2 separate regions of the Homo sapiens genome follow, and region 1 is linked to region 2. Evidence: read pairs that join two places in POLR2A ChIA-PET (ENCODE). Cell type or tissue: endothelial cell of umbilical vein. All regions are shown on one strand. Each heading gives the region's core, and the rest is flanking DNA. Links, peaks and the distances in the headings are about the cores only. Region 1 overlaps SUGT1P4-STRA6LP-CCDC180 (SUGT1P4-STRA6LP-CCDC180 readthrough). Region 2 overlaps GABBR2 (gamma-aminobutyric acid type B receptor subunit 2).

Evidence for each region. ChIA-PET counts read pairs that join two places held together with the same protein. Peaks named below come from ENCODE experiments on the same cell type or tissue, not always from the same donor. Only the 100,000 strongest peaks of a DNase experiment are listed, where the experiment ranks them.
Region 1: POLR2A ChIA-PET joins it to region 2 with 5 read pairs; 1 of 35 experiments calls an interaction of 5 or more read pairs at or near these places.

Annotation. Positions count from the first base shown.
Region 1 is chr9:97,291,382-97,296,757 of GRCh38, forward strand. SUGT1P4-STRA6LP-CCDC180 (SUGT1P4-STRA6LP-CCDC180 readthrough) reads left to right here. Exons shown (of 45, transcript NR_036529.1): 12 at 1-106. It also overlaps the pseudogene SUGT1P4-STRA6LP and the pseudogene STRA6LP. Among named protein-coding and RNA genes, the nearest start is that of CCDC180, 14 kb to the right of the region's middle. RefSeq lists a silencer at 3,744-3,921. In endothelial cell of umbilical vein, for the core only: no CTCF peak of the experiment used is centred there; a DNase peak (open chromatin) is centred at 1,980.
Region 2 is chr9:98,329,593-98,334,968 of GRCh38, forward strand. All of the region lies in intron 13 of GABBR2 (gamma-aminobutyric acid type B receptor subunit 2), which reads right to left. Among named protein-coding and RNA genes, the nearest start is that of TBC1D2, 77 kb to the left of the region's middle. RefSeq lists a silencer at 2,295-2,589, an enhancer at 3,082-3,226 and a cis regulatory region at 3,146-3,163. In endothelial cell of umbilical vein, for the core only: no CTCF peak of the experiment used is centred there; DNase peaks (open chromatin) are centred at 3,059 and 4,789; H3K27ac peaks cover 3,205 bases.

The sequences.
Region 1 (5,376 bases), core at 75-5,074, 1.0 Mb before region 2:
ATTCACATGGTACAGAGCCTATGTGGCATGGCAATCATGTACAGCCTGGTGCTACCCATCGTCCAAACCAGGGCCTGGAAATGCTGCAAGGGCTGGGCATTGGGATGTAAGTGCTGGGCGGGTATCCTGTCATTGACATGTTCTGAGAGCTGGGGTCCCCCCAACTGCTATGTGGACCCATGGTCTTGGCCCTGACCCAGAGATGGGCCATGATAGTAACTCATGGTGGGGGGAAACAGCGTTCACAAAAGGCTGCCTCTCACACCATTCCACAATGCCCTCACAACCATGTATGGGGTGGGGGATACATATGTCCATTTTCCAGCTGGGAAAATTGAGGTTTAGGAAAGTAAAATGAGAGGCAAGACAGTATGATGGAAGGAAGCAGGGAATCCTGGCAAAGCTTTTGGATCTGCTGTGTGACCTGGGGTAAGTTATTCCACTTCTCTGCACCTCAGTTTACATATCTGGAAGACAAAGTAATGTTGGCTTCATTGAGCATTTAGTATGCATCTTTTCTCATAATAGCCTATGAACTTGGTGCTTGTGTTACCTTCCATTTTGCAGACCAGGGAACAGAGGCACAGAGAGACTGAGCGTTTCCTCCAAGCAGGGGGAGGACTCAGGATTGGGAGCTGGGCAATCTGAAACCAAAGCCTCCTTTTAGCCACTGCCTCTCATTGCCACTCCAGGGGATGTCAACACAGCATGCAGTGCTCTCTGGGGCCCCTCCCTGCTCTGAGCTTCTTGATTCCATACTTGCCTCGAACCACCTGTGAGTTGGGGGCAGAGCCTGTCCTGTCCACTCTCTTGTGGTCTTCTCAGGAACTTCCAAGAACTGCATTCCATTTTTTAATTCCCAACCTGTTAAACTGCTCACCCAGCTGCCACCCCTGATGAAAGGGACATCAGTGAAATCCTGGAGTAATGGTCTGTGATCTGGAGCTAGAAGACCTAACCATGTGGTCTTGGGAAGGTCACCTCCCCTTTGTAAGCCTCAGTTTTCTCCTCTGCACAATGGGCGTGGGAATGCCTTGTAAGTGTAAAGCATGGAACTCACATTACCATTGTCCTGCCGGGTGGTCAACCTGTCTCCCCTCTCTCACTGGGCATCAGAGAAGGATCTGGCAGAAGGGAAAAGGCTGCCTCAGGATGGCCCCACCCTGTGTTTCAGCCTTACAATATCCATCGTTGTGGGTCTCATGATCCTGCAGATGTGTATCGCTGCCAGCTTCTTCCTACAGCCAAAGCTGGGCACGGCTGACAAGCAGAAGCCCCTGGCTCTCAACAACAGGTGACAGTGAAGGAGGGAATGAGGGAATTGTAGGCCTTTGGCTTCAGCCATCTCTGGGTCCTTCCCTGTCCCCCATGACAGATTCCTGGGCAGGCTCTACACTCTGAGAGGGTGAGGTACAGTGGGTCAGTGGGGGGCTCTGGAGCTGGACTGCCGGGGTCCAGATCCTGGCTCTACCCCTTAGGAGCCATGTGACATGTGGGAGCTTACTCAGCATCTATGAACCTCAGTTTCCCCATTTACAAATAATTGTGCATACCTCAAAGAGGCATTGTGAGGATGAACTGTGTTAAAATATGAACTTAGAACAATAGTGCTCAGCACGTGGAAATCCTTTCTAATTCATTCATTCAAAGCCATCCATTCATTGGGGGAACAACATGGGCATGAGGGTAAAGAAATAATCCCAACGCAATCTGCCTGTGAGAAGCTCAGTCCACTGGAACAGACAACAGGCACATAAACAACAAGGACAGAGGATGCCAGGGAGTGCAAAAGGAATACAAGAGAAACCCGGAGGAGGAGAGGCGAGGGTGGTTAATGCCACTGCAGATGGGACTCTGGAGCTGAGGTCAGCAGAATGGTAGGATTTCTACAGGCAGAGAAGATGAGAGGGTATGGCCGGCAGCCAACACCGCAAGGACAAAGGCAGGAAGCCACAAAAGGTCAGGATGTGTTAGAAGAGTGAGAATCGCAAATGGTTGCCATGCAGTGGACTTAGTGAGTGACAGGAAGGGGACACAAAGTGACAAGACCACACCCCTGGGGGCAGTGAGGGGGCTGAAACTCAGGATGCAAAGTTTGGGCTTTATTCCAGAGGCAACAGGAAACCACATGATCAGGCGGTCATTTGGGAAATTTCCTTTGGAAGACTTTGGAACAGCTGCAGCTAGGAATAGGTCCCTCGTGCAACAGACAGTGGGGAAGCCCCACCCTCTGCCATAATCACTGACCCAGCTGCAGCCCTGTGAAATTCCTTATCATGCAGGAAGCCTCAAACTCCAAGGATCGCATGAAACAATGACTGTCCCCACTGACATACATTCTTCACTGTGCTCAGTGGCCCCCACACTGTACCTGAGCCATTCCTCACACCAGTGCTGTGAGGTGAGGGCAATCAGCTCCCCTTTATGGCACGAGGTCACAAAGCTTTGAGCCTGGACCTGTAGGATTTGACCCTGGGTCTGGGGGACTCCAGAGCCTACCTGCCTAGCAACCTTGCTCTACTGAAAGGTTGAAAGGTGGTGCCTTGGGCTGGCTTCTGTTTGCAGGAAAGCGTTCCACAACTTCAACTACTTTCTGTTCTTCTACAACGTGCTGCTGGGCCTGGGTGCCTGCCTTTCCAGGCTGCTCATCAGTTGCCTCCTCGGCATGTGGCTGATTGCCCGCATCGACAGGACCATCATGCAGAGTGGCTATGAGGGAGCAGACATGGGTAAGTGACCAGCACCCACCTGGCCACATCCTCTGGAGAGGGCTGGTCTTGCACCTCTGTGGCAGCTGCCTGGGAAGACGAGTATCAGAGGCCCAGAGTTCATGCCTTTCATTTATGCTCAGAGTTTATCTTCCAGCAGAGGCTATAAAGCTGAGTAGTAAAGACACATGCAGCCCCCTGGTCAAAAGAGAGTTCAAGGCTATTAAATTCCTGCCCATTTGGCAGACCTTTGGGGTATACAGGAAGAGTAGTCAAAGGTAGTCAAATTCTGTCTGAACACTTAGAAGTTAATTTATGAATGCACAGCTCTGAAAATTTTTAGGAAGAACATATCTCAGAATTATTAGTGTTGTTAGTTGGAAACAGTGCAGAAGATGTTCCATTCAGTTGAAATGCTGCAAATTCAAAGCCATTTCTGAGGAAGCAAAAGTAGTTTTTGTTCTGTTTTGAGCCCACAGTCATTCATTCACTCATCTATTCAATAAATGTACTGATGCTTGCTTGGGATTAGCCACAGCAGCTCCTAACCCTTTGAGCTTTGAGCTCCCCATAAAATGGGCAGATTAGAATATGATCTCTAAGAGTCCTGCAGATCTTTATACCTCATTTTCTAGATTCTCAGAAAAGACTCAGGCACCATTGGAGAGCAAACTGGCTCTGCAGTTATATCTGAAAAGCACAAATGGGGCCATGTCAGGAGGTACTGCCTGGCCTGACCTGCCTCTGAATTTCAGGGTTCAGTGCATGGATTGGGATGCTCTACATGGACCATTATCACATCAACCCTGTGCTTGTCAGCTTTTGCCACATCCTGATCACAAATCACAGGGAGAAGAAGCTGCAGCAGAGCACCAAATACTGGTGCCTAAATCAATCGGCAGGTAACGGCTCCTGTTTGAACCTACGCTGGATTCAGACCCCAGGAAGTAAATACCCTGAGGCTCCCTGGGATCCCTGAGGTGCCCCAGGTTCCGCTTTTCCTGCTCCTTTTCTCTATACTCCATGCCCTGGGTGCCCTTGAGCTAGGAAGCCCAGGAGGCTTAGCTCCCAGTCAACCTGACGATGGGACCCACTCAGGCTTTGTGTCCTTGTCCTGTTAACTGGTCTCCTGCCTTGTTCCTGGAAGTGAACTCTAGCTCTGCTAGTGGAGTTCTCCATATCCCATGTGTTTGAGTCTCCAACCCATATCCCAGGCTACATGGCAGATGTCTTCCAAGATGAGGCTACATTTTGATGATTCTGCCCTGCTGCTTACCACAAGATCTCTGAGGCTCTCTGCCTCTCTAGGGCTCAGACTGTGTTCATTGCTATTCCCAACACTGCAGATACTCAATTCTAAAGGACAACTTACATCCCTTCAACCTCCCTCATGTCTGCAGGAGTCCCAGTCTCACATGAATGTGCCACATCTTACACATTCCAGGCAGCCCTTTCAAACACTTTGGAGAGGGAGTTCCCCTCCCTGAGACCCCTCACTCCTTCAGTCTGTCTGCTCTGATTCTATCCTAGGTCCCCATGTCTCAGCTAGGTCCAGAACAAGGTGGTTCCTGTTGCAGACCCTAATCGACAACCCAAGACTCACCATGCACAGAAAATTAAAATTAGGGCACAGTTCCCAGGAGTCCCAAATTCTGATGGCATGCTCGGAGAGCTGACGCTGGCCCCCATCATCTGCTCCAAAGCCAGGCTAGGACATCTGCCACCAAGAGAGGGCTCAATCTAACCAGCAGCTGTCCCCTGCAATGAAATGGGATGGCACAGGCACCATCCATGCAGATGGCAGACAACAATGGTCACTCATGGGATGGCCACCTGGGCTGAGGGATGAAGTTTCAGGACTATTTCACTCCCTTGGCAAAAAAGATTAAAAAACTAAAGAAAAGTCTGTTGAACAAACTTTACCCATTAATGACTTCCACTATCCATTGTGGGTAGGCAGCCTTGGAGAGTTACTTGTTAAAAAGCACTTAGTTTACCTACAAAGCAGAATTTTATGTCACTGGAGAAGGTGGTAAAATGTGTACATCAGGAGAGTTTAACCATCAGATCCTAATTTTTCTCTGGAACAGAATGTGGATTTCAATCTGACAGTATCCTCATTGCTTTCTTCTTGCCAGGCTTTATGGTGGATGGAAAAAAAGGAAATCCATGATCCTGGTCCCCAGTGTTTTTAGACAAGCAGGCACACAACAGGCTTTCTCTCCCATTGCCACTGAGATGAGGAATGGATCAGAGCTAACTTGGGCATTAGTCATAAAGCAGATGCACAGATTCTCTCTAATAAGGGTGGGATTACTTGGAAAAGCCACCTGTCTGAAGATACAAAGACAGGGTAGGCAGGTATTCCAGGTGGGGGATCACAAGAGTAAAGTTCTGTGAGCAAGCAAGCCCCAAGCATGTTTGAGGAGGGTGAGCCATGTGACATGTCGGGGTACAGAACTCTAGGGGCTGGCCAGGACCATCCCAAGAAGGGCCAAATGTCATGCCAGGAGGCTTGGACATTTGTCCTGTGCAAAGCCCAGTACTTAACCACATTTCATGCTGAAGCACAAAAACCTGGCCCAGGACCTGTACAAAATCTGTCCATTCAAAATTCCTTATGAAGCTTCTGCAGATATTATGAGGATCCCACCAACAAGACAAAGGG
Region 2 (5,376 bases), core at 100-5,099:
AGGCATCTCACCAATGGGGCATCTCGGCCCTGCCCTTCGGGGCTCATTCTCTCTTGCCCCCTCACTGTACCACCTCCTGAGCCTGTCCCTCTATCAGAGTGCTTTGTCTCTCCCACTCTCATTTTTTTCTTTTTCTCATACAGCAAAGCTGAACAGTACAACACACCCTTGTGTATTCTCCTCCAGGAGTCAATGATGGCTAACATTTTGCCATATCTGCTCCTCTCTCCCTTCCCTCCCCATCTCTCCTCTCCTCTCCTTTTCTTCTTCTTCTCTCTCTCTCTCTCTCACACACACACATGCACACTTTCCCTCCTAAACTGTTTGAAAGTCAATTGCAGACTCCATGACACTTCAGCATGAATGTACATAACCACAATATTATCATATCTATTAAAAGTAAAAATAATTTCGTAAAATTATCTGACAACCAGAGTAGGCGTTATCAAGAGCTCATCACATTCTCCACTGCTGAATTTCCTGTATGGCTCTCCAGTGCCTCCAGGTTAAAGTCCAAGCTCCCTCCAGCCCTGCATCTACTTTCTATCGGCAAGCTGCCAGACCCAACCAATTCTTGAACTCTTCTCCAGATACACCCTACATTTTCCTGCTCAAGGGGTTTCATCTACCTGGAATATCGACTCCTTGAGGTTTTACCCATCTTTTGAAGACTTGGCAAAAATTCTATGTTGTCCAAGAAACCCTCTAAAATCACTCTAGTTGAAATGCATGCATCTTTCTTTTCATATCTCCATGACACCTGAGAAGCAAATGTAATGACATATTTCATACATGGAGGAGAGCAGGGACAAAAAAATCACAGAAATGGAACTGATCCCTGATCAAACTGTGCCTGAAGTCCACTTTACTGCTGGACCTTTTCAAGATGCCAATATATTCCCTCTATTGTTTATGCCAGTTTGAGTTACTTGCAACCGACAACATCTAACAGATACTACAGGTATTGGACCCGACAATCATTTAGCCTTCTAAAGCTGTGAAGCCACAGAAGAAAAATATAGTGCATCATGCTCCAGTATTGGACACTTGCTCTTCTCCAAGAGCATGTCCCCCTCTCTCTACCTTTGCTTTCACTGTTTCTTTACCTGGAATGTCCTTATGTATCTTTTCCTGTCTTTTTCTTTTTGAAAGTGAGGTAAGATTCACATAGCACAAAATTCACAATTTAAACCATTTTAGGTGTATAATTCAGTAGTTTTTAATATAGTCACAATGCTGTGCAATTAGCACGGCTATCTCATAGTTTTCATCACCCCCAAAAGAAACCCATATCCATTAGCAATCACTCTCCATCTCTCCTTCCCTAGCCCGAAGCAACCACTAATCTAGTTTCTGTCTCTGTGGATTTGCCGGTTTGGGACATTTTACACCAATAGAATCATACAATATGTGGCCTTTTGCGTCTGGCTTCTTTCACTGAACATAATGTTTTCAAGGTTCATCAACGTTGTAGCATGCGTCAGTACTTCATTCTTTTTGCAGCTGAGTAATATTTCCCTGTATGGATAGACCACATTTTGTTTATTCATTCATCAGCAGATGAACATTTGGGTTGTTTCCACTTTTTGGCATTATAAATAGCTCTCCTATAAACATTCATGTCTATGTTTTTGAGCAGATGTTTTCATTTTCCTTGTGTGTATACCTAGGAGTGAACTTGCTGGGTCTTAATAGTAACTCTGTTTAACGTTTTCAGGAAAGGATGAACTATTTTGCACAGCTTCTGTTTTCTTTATCCAAATCCTATTTGTTCTTTGAAGACTTGGGGGAAAAGTCCCTCTTCTTTTTTTTTTTTTTTTTTTTTTTTTGTGAAACATTTCTCAAGGCAGGATGAGCAGCCACCTCCTCTGCGTTTCCACAGGGCCCCGGGCGGAGCTATTCTAGCACTTGCCACCTACACTGCCATTGTCAATTAACTTGTCCCCCTGGACTGGGGGAGTCCTGAGATCAGGGGCTGCACCTAACCCATCATTGTGGCTCCAGCATCTGGCACATAGTGGGTGCCCAGTAAATGTGGGTTTGGCAGATGAATGAATGACACGTGTCTCTCTAGTGGCTCTATGGTGCACCTGAGCTCCACGAAGTCTTCTTCATAACAGAGGACAGGCTGTGCTGAGCACCTCCTGGATGTGCGAGCCAGTGAGTGTGGGTGGGGCAGAGAGCGTGGAGCATGAGAAGGCACATGGGAAGTGGGAGTGGGAGCATGCATACATTTTAACCACACATGCGGCAAGTTCACAGACTGCCTTGGAATGAGCCAAATGAGACTGATCCAACCTGCTCATGCCTAGAAGGGGGAAGTGAGGACAATACACATGGACAAAAAGGTAGCAAAGAGCCTTGATCACAGACAGGTGCTGGAGATAACAACAGTCCAGCCCTCAGGCTGGGATAGAGCTCTGTTGCCTATGGAGCAATTTCCCATCCATCAGCTCATTTGACAGTCAGCATGGGGTATGAAGGAGCCGAGCTTTGGGGATTAGCAGGCCTGGCTTCTCACCTCTGAGCCCCACTTGCTACCTATGTGATTCAGAGCTCTCCAGGTGCTCCCCTGCAAAATGGAAACAGAACACTCTCTGCAGCAGAGTCTGCAGGATTAAATGAGTGGATGGCCATGGAAGTGCACTGGAAGGTGTAAATCTATCCTGCACGTTTGCTCTTGGCAGCAGTGCACCTCAGGACCTGGGAGGTTGGCAGGGTAGTTATGTCAGTTTTCTTAGGGAGTCAGGAAATTCTGGGGCAGGGAGTGGAAACAAATCAGACTGATTGACCTCCTTCTATGTGCCAGGCTCAGAACTAGGTACTTGAACATGTTATCTCAGTTAATGACGCTCACAGTAAACCTGTGAGGGAGGAATGAACTTCCCCTATGGGCACTGGGGCTCAGAGAGGTTAAGTCACTCACCCAAGGTCACGCAGCTGGGAGGTGGCAGAATCTGGTCCAAAACCTTGTATCATTGTGTTTACAGATGCCGCACTGTTCCTCCAAAGCACACAGTGCAGGGGCCTGGGCTGGTGACTGCATTCTATTTCCTTGGCATGTGAATGCATTTCCAGAAGCCTGCCATATATTTTTAATAATTGGTATGAACATGCAATCTCTCGTCAGCTGGCTTCCCGTCTGCTGTAAGACGCAGATAAGAAAGAAAGAGCCTGAACAGACACAGGAAAATCCTCCACGCCCATTGGCGGAAATCATGCAGGCCCTGAGTACCTTTCTCACTTTAATTCTTCGAGTCTTCTGTGTCTGAATCGTGGAAGAAAATGACTTCTTGGGTAAAATATTAAAACGCCACATGTGGATGTTCATAGTCTCGCTCTGGCAGCCCTGGTAATAATGGCTCAGAGAGGCCTCTGCAGCCTGGGTCTGGGAGTCAGATTTGATTCCTCTGAGATTCCTGAGCCAGGAACACGCTGGGCTGGGCTCAGGGGTCCCAGTGGCAACGAGTCAGACACAAGAAGATGGCAATGTGAAGGGCTGGCTTCCGTGGGCTCTGCAAGGGTTCAGGGCAGAGCAGCCAAAGGCCGGGTAATAAATGATGCTCTGTATGAGGGCTAACCTTCATCAAGTGCTCTCCAGGTGCTGGGTGTGGGCAAATCTTACAGGCATCCCTTCTAGTCCTCCCCAAAGCTCAGTAAAGTGGGCACTTCTCCTATCTAGGCCCATTTTAAGGCTGAAGCCCTCAGAAATGATACTCATTTTCTAGAGCTGTTGTAACAAACTACCATAAATTGGGCGGCTTAAAACAATAGACAATTAATCCTTGCACAGTTCTGGAGGCCAGAAGTCCAAAGTCAAGATGTCCGTTGGGCTGTGCTCCTTCTGAAGGCTCAAGAGAAGAATCCTGCCATGTCTTCTCCAGCTCCCGGTGGCCCCAGGCATTCCATGCTGTGGCTGCATCATTCTGCCTCCATCTCCGCATGGCCTTCTCCCCTGTGTCTGTGTCCCTCTATGTGTATTTTTTATAAGGACACCTGTCATCGAGTTTAGGGCCCATCCGGGTAATCCAAAATGATTTCTTCTGAAGACCCTTAACATAATGACATCTGCAAAGACCCCTTTAGCAAATAAGGCCACATTTCACAGGTCCAGGGGTAAGGATGCATATATCGTTTAGGGGGAATGACAATTCAGCCCAGTACACTAACCTAACTTCACACAGTAAGTGGCTGAACTGGGATTTGGAGTTAAGCCTAGCTCCAGAGTCTACTTGCTTAACCACTAAGGGCTACATGTTGTATATTTACCAGCTGTGTGACCATGGGCATGTTATTTAACCCCTCTGTGCCTCAGTTTCCTCATCTGTAGACTGGGGATAATAATGGTAATTCCCACATGGGGTTGTTGTGAAGACTGAATGAGTTGATAAAGCAAAGAACTTGGAACAGTGCTTACCACATAGCATGCACTCAAGAAAAGCTGTTGCTATGATTATTTTTGCTATTGTTACTCCTAAGACAATGCAGCTTTGTTGAAATCCTAGAAGAAGGCTGAGTAGATCTAGTACTAAGGATGAAGCGGGACTGGAAGGTGAAGCTCTCAGATCTAAACTTGCTGGATTTGAATATCTGTTCACTCTCATGAACCATCAACCAGATAATCACAGATGTGAAAGAGATTTAAGCATTTGTAAGAGAACATTATGCACAATTGGAAGCTAATAATTTTGAAAGCATCAATGAAGAAAAAGAAAACAAAGGGACGGATGCAAAAAGAAGCAGGAAGTGTGAATGGATCAATCCCAGTGGAAGGGATACTGACTCATCCAATACCACAAGGCTTGGGCTGGGTTCCAGTTCTCATGCGTAGCAAGCAAGGTTATCTCAGGCCAGTCAGGTCACCTACTCAGCTTTAGTTTCCTCTGATGAATCTCTAAAATGGGGATGTCAAGGTGCTTTGTGAACTTTGCCATGCTGTTGAAATGTGAGACACTGTTGTCATTATTATAGTACGTGTTTGCTTACTATTGGGTGCTTGCATGTGAGTAGGGTAAGCCTGGAGTTGGGGTACCAGTCCAGAGAAGGGCAAGAGTATGGGTGGGTGGGCTGGGAAGTGAGATTTGGGCAGGACCAGCAATGATCGTGTTTCTTCTGGCTGCTGTCCCCTAAGGGGTGGTTCACAGGTTGTCTCAGCCTCCTCTGACATGAACAGAGCATCTTTGGGGCATGTTAAATGTTTCATCCTTTGTCAAGGACAAAACAACTCAGTATTTGAAGCTTAATCCACTATCGCTTTAGGGAGAAACTTCAAGCTAAACAAGGGCAGAAAAGAATGAACATCCCACCACAGGGCTGGCGGTTCCTTTCCGAGCCACCATGAGTGCTGAGGTGCCTGGACACTGTGGTTCCCTTGTC